Regions from separate parts of the Homo sapiens genome. Here region 1 is linked to region 2. A link is an interaction called in ENCODE POLR2A ChIA-PET data of the cell type or tissue named here. Cell type or tissue: GM12878. All regions are shown on one strand. Each heading gives the region's core, and the rest is flanking DNA. Links, peaks and the distances in the headings are about the cores only.

Region 1 (6,899 bases), core at 2,941-5,440, 55 kb after region 2:
AAAAAAAAAAAAAAAAAAAAAGATAGGCAGTAGAAGTATTGAAGGCTTTGATATCAGGGGCCACCACAGCCGGTTCAGCGTCAGCTCTTGCTCACTCTAACCTCCAGCAGGTCCGAGAATTACTCAGAGCCAAGGCTTCCTTGTCTGTGAAACAGAGGCAGCAATACCAACTGCGGCAGTTTCCTGGGAGGGCCACGTAACAGAACGCACGGACAAATGCTTTGAAATAGTAAAATAACATGCAGGTGCTTGTTTTATTTAAGCCAAAGAAGGTGGCCAAGTACCCCATCTATAAAATGAGTATACTGTAAGAATATCTGCCTCCCTCTTTCCTGAATGTCAGAAAGACAGAAGAGATACTATTTGCAAAAGTGTCCAAGACCTTGAGTCGGTTTTCCATTTCACCAACATCCAAACAATCAGAAAATAAAACACACCCAGAACTTGTTTCAGTTCTAAACGATGACCACCTCAGCCATCAATAATACCCTGAAGCAAAGCACCAAAGACTAAATTACTTTTTTTTTTTTTTTTTTTTTGGAGACAGAGTTTCACCGTGCTGCCCAGGCTGGAGTGCGGTGGCGCCATCTCTGCTCACTGCAACCTCCGCCTCCTGGGGTCAGGTGATTCTCCTGCCTCAGCCTCCCAAGCAGCTGAGATTATAGAAATGCACCATGATGCCCAGCTAATTTTTGTATTTTAGTACAGACAGCCTTTTGCCACATTGGCTAGGCTGGTCTCGAACTCCTGACCTCAAGTAGTCAGCCTGCCTCAGCCTCCCAAAGTGCTGGGATTACAGGCGGGAGCCACCACGCCCAGCCACTGAATTCCTTTTTAAAATCACATTCTCGTTATCTAAAAGTTCAGAAAATATGACTCTCAGAAATGTGTATCTGAAGCAACTCAGTGGTTTCTTTAAAAATCCAGATTCTTGCACTGGACTGAATCAGAAACCCTGGGACATAGGACAAAGGACACTGCATTTTAACAAGCTTTTTCGGGGACTGTTTTGCTCACTAAAGTGAGAGCCACAAACTTAGAAGCCCCATATTGTGCTGCAGAAGTCGCAGAAACCTTCTCTCTTTATGCCCTTTAGCAGCCAATCCCTGAACACTCCAAAGAGAAGATTTGTGTACAGAGTATCCACTGGAGCCCAAGTCATATACGATCCCAGCCTCCAAGGCCCCAAGGTCCACAGCTCTGATTCTGGCAAAGGCAGATGGAAGAGGCTGGGTCCAGCCCCCTAGGCAGCCCATTTAGATTTGAGTCCAGACCACAGCAGAAGTTGGCACAAGAAAATGGAGCTGGTACATGATACTAAAGTAATAAATAGGGAGACTGTGTTCTGAGGGAGGGTGGTGGACCTCAGGGGACATCAGAGTCCAGGTCACAGTAGCAACAATAAAGGGAGGCAGAGAGAGGGGACACACAGGCCATCACAGATTCCAGGAATATGAGTTCTCTAAATGATTTTGATAGTTCATTTTAATCAATATATAGTTTCCCCTGAGTTCCTGGGGACAAATCTCAATCATGGAGCCCTCAGAAGCGGTTGATGATTGTCAGGGGTCAGTGGACCTGGGGTCAGTCTACCAGGTGACAGGACCCTATGCATGACTGTTTCCATGTGGCATGACAGCTGCATGTGGAGATATCGAATTTCCCGTGAGGCTGACCTCCCACTTATTCTTCAGGATGAGCTGAGCTGTATTTCATGAGGATTGTTTGCTGTGGGTTTCAGTCATCCTGTAGGAATGTGTGAGCATCTGCAGATGAATGAACGTTCTAATTTCTTTATGTCTGGATGGCCACCATAACCCCTGAGAATGAGACAAATGAGCTCTCATCTCCATCTTTTAGGTGAACAAACTGAGGCTCAGACGAGGTTAGACTCGTTTCCTAAGCCACACAGGTTTAACGTTCATAGACAGGACTGCAGTCTTCTGGTTCAAATTTCCTTCCACTACAGCTTTCTGATTACATCTCAGAAACTTGGCTTTCGAGATATGTCTAGAAGCTGTTTTCTCAGCACCTTGAAAATCTATGGGAGATCTTCCTTCTTGTTTTCTAGTTTAAAACAACATTCTTATTTAATACTTTGGCATACAGTTACGGTGACCAACCTCTTGATTTCCCCAGGATTGCCCTGGTTTTAGCATGAAAGTCCTGCCTCCCAGGAAACCCCTCCATCCCAGGCAATTAGAACATTGGTCACCTCACTAGGTGATCAGACTATCTCATCCTCTCAGGGAGTCCCCAGCTGCAGGCCTCTGACTTCCCATCTGAGCTCTGACTCACTCACTTCCAGCTTCTGCCTCCCCAAGAATTCAGACTCTTCAGAGCAAATACAACACCGAGAAATCATTCTCCACTCAGCTAAGCACATTCGGTGAGCTTCTGATTGCAATGGACATCTTAGCAATGTAAGAGAATGTACACAGAAATATCAGATTTATTAGCACCAATGTCCAAATGGCCATATATCAAAAATTTGCTTTACTGAACAATGGTGCTGGAAATGAAAATATAATTGGAGACCCAGACACTATATTCTATACTTAAACTAGAAAAAAGTGAGTGTTATTTGCATTCATTATGTCCAATGGAGCAGACAATCTGGTTAAATTCTGGCTTTGCTGCTTAACAGCTGTGTGGCCTTAGGTAAGTTGCCTAATGTCTCTCTGTACCTCAGTTTCCTCATGTGTAAAATGGAAACGATAGCATCTACTTTACAGCGTTATGATGAGAATTAATACATATAAGTCACTAGAGAGTGCCTGCAGTAAACGAGGTTAGCTATTGTTCATTGCCCCATAACCTACACACGGCAAGGCCAATGCCAGTATCTAAATATCACGTACCACACAAACCAAGCAGAGGATAAGAGGGGAGTCATTTGTTTCCCAATAACTGGGGAAAGGAAAAGGGAGACTGGAAAACTGTTTTAGACCGAATCTGTTCTTCTTTCTTCTTCCCTTCGAGAGTCATTTTATCCTCAAGCACTATTGCTGATTCTATCCTCATGATCTGGGATGCCCAAAACAAGCAAGGAACAGTCCATCAGTAATGTCCCTCACATTAGTACAGCACTTTATATATAGCAACTCACTTGTACGCATGTCACTCTGCCGCCACATCTATACAAAGCCACTTCCACTACAAACCAAACTTCTCTGACCCATGCGATCTGCCTAGCATTGACCACTGAGCTTCTATCTACCATGTGTCTCTTGCTAAGCTGGATGCTGTGGGAGATGGAGGATGCAACAAAGTGTAAAAAGTGGGCGGAGCTGACCCTGGACCATTTACATGTGTCTGGGGGAAGAGCTCTCCAGGTCTCCAGGTGTGTAAAACAGGACACATCGGGTGTCAAATGACCTTGGGATTCAGAAAGGACAGGCAAAGGCACGGCACTGTTGGCGGAAGGGGTCCACACAGGGAAGAGGAGAAGCCCCCTGTAGCCCAGCCTTTTACACCGACTTCACTCAGTCTTCTAGAACAGATGTGATGAGCGCGCTGACCCTCCAGCCTTAGCCTCTCAGTGTGCTCCAGAGAACTTCCAACAGGAAGATTGGCTTCTCTGGGCCCGAGGGCTTTCTCCAGTGCTAGTGCTTTCCAGATGAGCTACAAAATTAACACTCGCTGGGAAATTCACATCCTCTGCGGAGCAGCCTTTAGGGACTGAGAGGAGTTGGTGTGTACACACCCCAGCCCCCCACCCCCGGGAGGATCGTTTTTTGAGGTGTGTGTTTTACACTCGTGTAACAGCTTCCCCCTTGGGATGAAGCTGCAGCTGCGCATTGTGTTGACTGGCTGACCATGGCCCCTTTACCGGTTTTCTCCCCTCCCCTTATCACTGCCCACACCTCTCCCGGGCTCTCCCTGGTTTACCTTCTCCCCAGTAAACTTGCACATCCTTGTCTCAGAGGCTGCTTCTGACAAAACTCAAACTAAGACATCCCCCTATTTCCTGTGAATGGATTAATATTGTACCCATTTGACTAATGAGAAAACTAAGACTCAGACTATGTGGTCTGAGGTCACATAGCAAGCATGTGATTGTTCTCAGGCTTGACCCCACATCCCTCTGTACCACCACACCTGTCCTTGTAGCATACTGAGAGAATTGCACACACAAGCATGTTGCTGGATCCCAGGGACAGTGCTCACCCTGACTCCCACCTCCACCCCACTCAGGAAACTGGGAATTTTCTCCTGCCTCAGCCTCCTGAGTAACTGGGATTACAGGCCTGCACCACCATGCCCGGCTAATTTTGCATTTTTAGTAGAGATGGGATTTCTCCATGTTGGTCAGGCTGGACTCAAACTCCTGACCTCAGGTGATCTGCCTGCCTCAGCCTCCCAAAGTGCTGGGATTAGAGGCGTGAGCCACCGTGCCCGGCCCCAAGTAGAAATCTTATACTCCACGTAGGCCTGAAGCGCAAGGCAAGAAATAGGAAGCTACCCTTTCTGGTATGTGGAGTTGCTGAGAAAGTGTTATCTGTAAATTGTTTATCCAGATCCATAGAGAACAGCTTTTACAAGCACAGTCCCAACTTTTGGCAATTTTTGCAAATCATTTGGATTAAGGTAGCATGCAGCTATTGTGTTGGGCTAAGTGTGAGTATGTGGCTGGATGTGAAATTTTACTGACAACCAAACCATAGTTGGGAAACTTGAAAGTGTTGCCAAGGCTCAGGGAGCTGTTGGTAAACCCAGGTAAAGTTTTGGCTCAGTGAAGAGATAACTTGATCCAAGTTTTGAACAAGATGGAATTATCACGAGCAGGAGCAGATGGATGGGGTAAATCACATGAAATCAGCCTAAACTTATTAAAAGCTGACCGCAAAGCTTCTTCCATTTATGTCCAGTGTTCTAGTTATCTATTGCTGCATAATAAACCACCCCAAAACTCAGTGGATTAGAACCTGGCCATTCCGTTGTATCTCCTGAATGTGTGGGTCAGGAATTCAGGCAGGGCTTGGCTGAGAGATTCTGTTCCACATAGTATCAACCAAGGTTACTCACAAGTATTCAGCTGGCAGGTGGGCTGGTCTGAAGGGTCTGTGATGGCTTCACTCACATGTCAGGCACATTGGTGGACATGGCTAGAAGGCTGGGCTTGATGGCTAGAAGGCTGGGCTTGATAGAAACTGTTGATCAGAGAACCTATCCATACATGGTCTCTCCAGCCTGGTGGCCTCAGGGCAGTTGGACTTCTTACACAGCAGGTCAGTGCTCCAAAAACAAGTACACAGTGAACAAGCTGGAAGCCACATGGTTTTTTATGACCTAGCTTTGAAATCACATAGAGTCACTTCTGCTGTACTGCTTGTCAAAGCAGTCACAAGCCCAACCAGATTCAAGGGGAAGAGACTTAGATCCAAACCCTCAATGGTAGAAGTATGTAAAAGTACAACATCCAGATTGGGTTAGAAGTAAGGAAGGGGCCGGGGATGGTGGCTCACACCTGTCATCCCAGCACTTGGGAGGCTGAGGTAGGTGGATCACCTGAGGTCAGGAGTTCAAGACTAGCCTGGCCAAAATGGCAAAACCCCCTCTCTACTAAAAATACAAAAAATTAGCCAGGCATAGTGGCAGACACCTGTAATCCCAGCTACTCTGGAGGCTGAGGCAGGAGAATCACTTGAACCCAGGAGGCAGAGGTTGAAGTGAACCGAGATTACACCACTGAACTCCAATGCCTTGGCAACAAGAGTGAAACTCCATCGCAAAAAAAAAAAAAAAAAAAAAAGGAAGCAAAGAAGGGAAGCCAGAGCTTGCAGGCTTCCTCTGAATCTGAAATTATAGTTGCAGTTGCTTTGTCCAAGGGAAGGAATTCTAAAGGGAGGGATCTGGTTGGGTTAAAATTGTTGGAAAGCCAAACCAAGTCCACACTGGATTCTACAGAAGATTTGTTGTCCCACTGAGCTCACAGGGACACCCAGGCACCTGCTGCAGCACCACCCTGCTCTCTGGCCTGTACTGCCAGCTGCCAGCGTGGCCTGGCTTCCTGACAGCTCTGCACTCAGCACTGGCTGTCATGATGAAAGCAGCTGAGCAAAGTGTTTCCCTTGCTTGGGGACGCTGGTCTCCTGGAGCTGAGAAAAAGGGAGGAGGCCAATGTGGGAGAGTTTGGCTGATTTGAGCAATATGCAGACCACATGGGGATCAGGAGCCTGAGAAAGAGTGCCTGGTCTTGCTCATCACATTGAAGGCCTGCAACTAAGGTCAGGCTCCATGGGGCACTCTCACCAAAGCCTGCATCTCCCAAGGCAAGGCAACTCTGTGAGCCTCAATGCTGATGGTACTGTCCAAGCATGGAGAAGAGGAGAATGCCACAGTCTCTCACACATCTAGGTACCACGGCCTGGCACAGGTATGTCCTCAGAAGAGTCAACTGAATAAACTCATTGGTTCAATTGAATATGCTTTTCACATAATGTTTGTGCACTTTTTTTTTTTTTTTTTTGCATTTACTACGTAAGAGATCTAGAAAAGGATGGCAGTGGGGGTAGGGGGTTGGTAATGAAAAGAAGAGAGAGAAAGGTCCTGATGCTTGTGGAAACAAGCTTCTGGCCTTGAACTATGGCCCAATCCAGTGGCTGGAAGTAATCTGACCCTACAGAGAGCCCCTTGGCTAATAAGCTCTTTACTCAGAATGAGTTTGAAATGTTTGATACGGTCCTAATTAAACTAATTATTTCCCTCCAAACTTGCAAACTTATATAAATAATAATGCTTTCATATATGCTAATTCATCAGTCCTTACAAAACTCCAAGGAATAGATGCATTTATCCTTTTTACTTTCAAACATGGAAAAAATAGAATGAATCAAATAAAAGCCCAGATTTGTCGCTCTCTCTCTGTCTCAAATCCTGTTTTGAATTGCTGCTCT
Region 2 (6,899 bases), core at 1,704-4,203:
AATGTTTAAGTTCACTAATGATCAAAGACATCTGTAAAAGTAAAACCAGAGCTCCATACACTCTAGTTGAATTTGTAAATATTGAAAAATACAATTAATGTTAGTGTAGGTATGACAAATCCAGCATTCTCTGCTGACAAGACTAGAAAGGATAAACCTTTCTGACAGCAATTTGGCAATAATTTTAGACATTTTATACCCTTTGGATAGTAATTTAAATTCTTCCAATACATCAAAGAAAAATAATCAGATACATAAGCATGGTGACATGTAGACATAACTATAAAAAATCCTCATTACAGTAATGTTTATAATAGTGAAAAAATTGACCACAACCTAAATGTCTAATAAGGAAATTGGCAAATAAAGGATGGTTCATCAATATGATAGAATATTATATAGACATTTAAATTAAGTTTTCAAAATTTGTAACGGTATGGGAAAATGGGGTATAAAACGTTGCAAGCAGACTATTCCAAATTAGGTAAATAAAGGCATAGATAAAAGAAGGTTAAAATGAAATATACTAAAAAATCAGCAGATGTCATCTCTGGAGGGTGAAATTATAGGTAAATTTGTACTTGTCTGTATTTCCAAACTTTTGAAATTGGGCATATATAGCTTTTATCATTATGTGCTCTACTCACTACCATGTTATCCCAGCATTCTAGCAGGTGGTAGGGTGACTTACGGCTGGACACTTAGCAGTCCACTCTGCATGCTGGACAATGTGAAGAATGCGCGTACCATAAGCAATCCCAGACCTCAAGGGGTGTAACACATACAGAGATAAACGATGCTAATACTCATCTTAAGGGAGTTGTCGGAGTCTGTTGTGGAGGCTGCTGGCGGGGCCGACCTGACCTACCGTAACTTCCCCGTTCAGCTGCTGAATGTTGGCTGCTGGCAGCTCACAGCTGAGTCCCTCTCCAGGTAATATATAACTCCAAGGCTATATATAATTATGATCTGCACAGAGCCTTGAACATAGTAGGTACACAATAAACCAATTTCAGTAACAGATGAACAAAATAAGCAGTAAATGCTACTACAATATGACGGACAAGAATCCTATGTCCTGGAGGAGAGAAAAGAACACAGTTCAGGGAAGGGTCCATAGAGTGGCTGGTACTTTCATTGGAGCTTAAAGGAGAGGCTAACTGTGTGCATGTGTGGAGGAGAGGGGAGGAGAGGATCTATGGTAGACATAGGTATTTCTCATGGGCAGACCAGAGATACTTACTGTGACTTCATTGGCATGGTAGTGTCTATGTGCTCATTTCAAGCCATGTTAGAGCCTCCCTAAATGTTTATCTTTTTGCTGCAGCAGCAAGAAACAAATGGAGGCACAGGACTGTTGGGCCACACAGCAAGTAGCATTTGCTGTTCAAGGCAAGAAAAATGGCCTCTGCATGTCCATCCCTTGGTCATGATTTCATCTGAGTGCTGACTGTGGTGGATTCTGAGGAGCTAGTCTTACTGAATCCCCCTCATGGATGCCACACTTTACATGTAGCCAGCACTTCCAGATACAGCCTCTTGCTTAATCTCCTACCATCCCATGTAGTCTTCTCAGTTTACAGTAAGAAAATGGAGGCTGACTGGAGTGAAAGGGAAGTTTAAACTCACAACTGTCTAGTGATAAAAACCAAAGCTTCAGTTTAGTCTAGTGCTTTTCCCCTAATGCAAGATTAAGCTGTGATACCATCCTGGAAAACTACTCTTCTCAAAAAATGTTGCCTATCTCCTCCTTTTTACATTAAAATAAACAAATGAACCCGTCCAATCCTGTGCACATCTCTCTTGTTTTGAGGTCACTGTGTACTTCAGCATTTTGGGGTGTCAGATAATAACACAAGTAAAATATAAAAACGTGGTAGTTAAGGATTTTCAAAAGGAGTGATCAGAATTCACTCCATACATATATTAATGGTCCTTAGTCAATTCCCCTTTACTTCCACCAAATTTCCATAGAAATCTGTGAGACAGAAAAGATTAAGAGTTATTGACAGAGAACTGCAACATAACCTGAGTGGGTTTGTCTGGACACCAAAGTCTACTCTGAGCTTCTGGATCTCTAGGGGAAAATCAACAAGTATTTATTGAAAGCTACAAAAAAAATATGATACTCAGTGATTAGTGGAGGTTTTCATGTAATCTGCAAGGATTTTTATAAGCAAACCTTGTAGATAATGATGAAGCAAGAACTTTCTATTAGAAAACAACTCTCTTATTGCCAAAATATAAATATACACACACACAGACACATATATATCCTAAGACAATTGGAAGCCAAAATGGAATTGGCCTCTTATATAGTCAACCCTGTGCAACAACAAGGCAAGAAGTGGTCAGAAGACAGGGCATATTCTAGTAAGTGGGCTTAATATTTTTAGAGAATTTTACAAAAATTCATAAGGTTGTATTCATTTATTTTCTGTTGCTATCATTGAATACCTGAGACTGGGTCGCTTATAAATAAAAGAAATTTATTTCTTACAATTCTGGAGGCTGGGAAGTCCAAAAGCATGGTGCTGGCCTCTGGTAGGGCCTTCGTGCTATGTAGAAGGCATCACATGGAGAGTGGCAAAGACTATCTGTGTCAGCTCAGGCCTCTCTTCTTCTTCTTATAAAGCCACCAGCCACATCATGGGGGCCCCACTCTGACAACTTTATCTAACCCTAACAACCTCCCAAAGGCCCTATTTCTTTTCTTTTTTTCTTTTTTTTTTTTTTTGAGATGGAGTCTGGCTCTGTCGCCCAGACTGGAGTGCAGTGGTGCAATCTCGGCTCACTGCAAGCTCCACCTCCCGGGTTCACACCCTTCTCCTGCCTCAGCCTCCCGAGTAGCTGGGACTACAGGCATCTGCTACCACGCCTGGCTAATTTTTTGTATTTTTAGCAGAGACAGGGTTTCACCATGTTAGCCAGGTTGGTCTCGATCTCCCAACCTCGTGATCCACCTGCCTCGGCCTCCCAAAGTGCTGGAATTAGAGGCTTGAGCCACCAAGCCCGGCCCAAAGGCCCTACTTCTAGTCAACATAAGAATTTGGGGATTATGTTTCCAACACATGAAATTTAGGGAGCACATTCAAACCACAGCACTGGCTAAGAAATCTAAAATACTCATTTAAAGATGGAAAAGCTGAAGCTAGGAGAAGAGACTTGACCCAAATATATTTGGGTAACTAGCTTTAGTATCTATACCAACATCCTGGAGGAACTCATCAAGTATTGACAAAAAAGGTTCTACATGATCCATTGTTTTAAAAAAGAGACAGAGTCTCATGGTGTCGCCCAGGGTGAAGTGCAGTGGCTATCCACAGGCATGATCCTAGCACACTGCAGCCTCCAACTCCTAGGCTCAAGTGATCCTCTGGCCTCAGGCTCCCAAATAGCTGGGACTACAGGCACACACCATGTACCCAACCATGATCTATTTTTATGAATAAAAAACTTGTGGATTTCACATTAACATTCAAATATTTCACTTGCTAGAAAGATGACGAAGAGTTTAGTTTCTTAGCTGTATGAAGGCTTCTGCCCGCCTGACCTGATTTACTGTGTTAATCAACCCACTATGTCTTTCTTTACAGATAATGTTATGGTGAGTGCCTGCCTCCTTCCCAGGTATTAATATATTTTTCTAAATTCTGAATTAACGAGATCCTAATACATAAAGGGATTTATCAGAGAATTCGGTTTTTGGTTTTTTAAGGTTTGGAGGGGTTTTGTTGTTGTTGTTGTTTAATCCAGGGGTTCTCTTTCTCTCATCTTATTTAATCCTGGATAAAAGTTAAAAAAATCCTGCATACAGCTACTGTCACAAAGCCAGCTGAATCAAAAAACCTTCCCCACAGCCTATATCCCTCCTCTGAGTGGTTGGTCTGAATTTCTAGAGTTAAAAGATTTCTTTCTCTGGGTCCTTTGAAATAACCGTAATTAACACTTACGTAGAGGCTTATGATACAATGGTATCGTCTAAAACAGGAGTCAGCAAACTATGTCCTGCAAAAGATTAGCAGTTGCAACAGAGACCATATGTCCCACAAAGCCAAAAATATTTACTGGTTGGCCCCTTACATAAAGTTTGCCATGCCCTGACATTCACTATCACATGGATCCTCGTAAGCACCTACCAAGAAGCTTCTTCCTGTTTTCATAGCCACAAGGACTTCAATATGAACAAGTATTCGAATTGACTTCTGAAACACTGCCTGCGAAGAATACCAACTTAGGGGTGGAGGGGGGAAAGGGGCAGGGGACGGTAGAGACGAGGATTAGAAATTTGACCCCAGTAAAGAAAATTAGCCATATGGAGAGAAAACAGAGAAAAAACTCCATGCTCTCCTACTGAACAGGATGCCCAAATGCCAGGACTGTTGTTCCACAAGCCTCTCCCCTTCCCCACGTTCCCCCTAAATATCCTCAGGCTTATACAGTGGTGTGTTGAAGCCAGCTTGTGTGCTCATGAGAGGCAACTGTGTGCATCGTGTTCGGGCTCCACGTTCAGTGACATCACATTGGTAGTTTGACATCAGCCATGATAAAAGTATTTACACCACAAAAATCAGCAAAAGCTACAAATCAGGGCTTTCCCCCGCCACCCGCCCCCTCCCTCCAGGGCTGACTGTTAAACATTTCCTACCACACCACAGCAGATATGTACATATATACATATGTACATACATACATACATAATTTCACATAAAAGGCACCATGTCATACATGGTATTTTCCCCTTCAGCTGCCAAATGTTAGCTGCAGACAGCTCACAGCTGAGTCTCTCTCCAGGAATTGCCCTAAGCTGAAGGGAACTGCCGCACCCCAGGTCTGCTTCCCTCCCTAGGGCAACCTCCTTGCAACTACTCCTCAAGGCCAAGATAAAAAGTGAAAAGGCCAGACTCATCTTAATGCAGAACAACTTCAGCTCCAAAGCTCCTCCGGGTTCAGCTGGGACTTCTGTTGCAATTGCATTAGAGAGAGAGGGAGTGAGAGAGGGAGAGAGAGGGAGAGAGACAGAGAGAGAGAAAAGAGAAGAGAGAGGAGAGAGGAGAGAGGGGAAAGGGGAGAGGAGAGAGGAGAGAGACAGAGAGAGACAGAGAGAAAAGAGAGGAGAGAGGAGAGAGGAGAAAGGGGAGAGGAGAGAGGAGAGAGACAGAGAGAGAGAGAGACAGAGAGGAGAGACCCATTTGTCCACAACCAACTTCTCTCTTCATCTCCCATCTTGAGTTACCTATTTCAGTTCATTTTTGATTTGCTTAAGGTTCTTTCTGGAGTATTTTTCTCAGATGGGATACCTGGATAATATACTTTTCTCTTTTCAGTGACTTTATTTTAATGAGTTTTCAGACTTACAGAAAGGTGCTCTTCAGATGGGGCTGTGTCACTGGTCAACCATCTTCACTGTGGAGTCCTAGTCACTACGATTTTGTGTTGCATATCATGAAGATTCATTCAAATTGTCTCCTCTTCCTTTCCTTCATAATAGGTTACATGGTCTGAAAGTACATCCCTCCTTCTCTAGTACATTGTATTCAAAGAGGTTGCTGCTGCTTCTCCATTGTCATTAATCTTCTCATCATCTTCTTATTCCTCTTAGCACAGTTGGGGCATAATATGTTATCTTCTATGCCTGGGGATGGGAAAATGCAGGCAGGTAACAAGAAGAGAGAAATCATCCTCCTGTGAGTGGTAGGCACCCAGGCCTGATCTGCATGAAACTGCAGGTGTACCCAGCTCTTTGTGTCTGCTGAGAGACGTCTGCCATGGACCACACACCACCTGACATCAGAGGTTTGCATCCAAAAGGCCTCAACAGAAACAGGAATGGAACATGAATTTACAGCCTTTGGCTGAACAGCTCTTGCACCAATTCTTGCCCATGATGCCAACATGGATGCCTGCACTGAAGTTATCACTTCAACTATATTAGTCTCTCTGTTCTTTCATTCATCTCATAACTTTTCTGAAGCCTCTTGCTCTCTCGGTCACTGCCTTGTGTTTTCTCGAGCATCGCTGTAATCTGGTCTTATGTGATGTTTCAGGCGTATCTTGCTGTTGTTCAGGGAAAGCACGCCTACGGAGCCTCAGATAAACTTCTATTTTCTTGCCATTAGCACTCAAACCAAGTTGTTGACACCAGTCCCGCTAAGTGTCCCGACACACCTTATTAATGGGAGGCAAAGTGGTCGGCAAGGGAAGGGCTGGTATTTTGCACCAGCTTTTTGTGGAGCTGTAAATTGTTCATGTGTTTGAAGTGATGACCTTGATTATATTTCTTAGGCTTCTCCAGTTTGACATCAGAAGTTGAAGAAATACTTGGTTCCATTTGTTCCATATTTGGGTCATCTTTAACTGGCACCAGTGTCAAAATCACACTTCCCTCATCAACTACTTCCCCCCTCAAAGAAATTCTTCTTGCTGCTATCCAAATTTGAGTCTGACATTTTCAGCAACACCCCTGTCTTGTCCACTCAGTGATACGATTTTTAAAAATTAGGCCGGGCGCGATGGCTCATGCCTGTAATCCCAGCACTTTGGGAGGCCTAGGCAGGTGGATTGCTTGAGTCCAGGAGTTCAAGATCAGCCTGGGAAACATGGCAAGACCCCCGTCTCTACCAAAAAAAAAATATAAAAATTAGACAGGCACTGTGGCGCGTGCCTGTAATCCCACCTACTCGGGAGGGTGTAACTTTTCTTTTTCCCCTGGCCAGCAAAAGGTATTTTAGCTGGCTCAAGTATTTTATAGACCTCATTCCCCTATTTCCAGCTTCCCGTTATTATAGGTGAGAAGTGTGACACTGTCTCTTTTCTGTTTCTTGGTAATTAATGTTTTTCTCTTTGTATTAAAGGGTGCAAAAGGTTCTCTTTTTACCTGCTATTCAAGAATTTAATTT

What was found. Peaks named below come from ENCODE experiments on the same cell type or tissue, not always from the same donor. Only the 100,000 strongest peaks of a DNase experiment are listed, where the experiment ranks them.
Region 1: POLR2A ChIA-PET joins it to region 2 with 6 read pairs; 9 of 35 experiments call an interaction of 5 or more read pairs at or near these places.

The regions. Positions count from the first base shown.
Region 1 is chr3:194,041,442-194,048,340 of GRCh38, forward strand. All of the region lies in intron 1 of LINC02028 (long intergenic non-protein coding RNA 2028), which reads right to left. Among named protein-coding and RNA genes, the nearest start is that of LINC02028, 26 kb to the right of the region's middle. In GM12878, for the core only: no CTCF peak of the experiment used is centred there; a DNase peak (open chromatin) is centred at 3,970.
Region 2 is chr3:193,987,772-193,994,670 of GRCh38, forward strand. All of the region lies in intron 1 of LINC02026 (long intergenic non-protein coding RNA 2026), which reads right to left. It also overlaps the pseudogene DPPA2P3. Among named protein-coding and RNA genes, the nearest start is that of LINC02026, 12 kb to the right of the region's middle. In GM12878, for the core only: no CTCF peak of the experiment used is centred there; no DNase peak of the experiment used is centred there.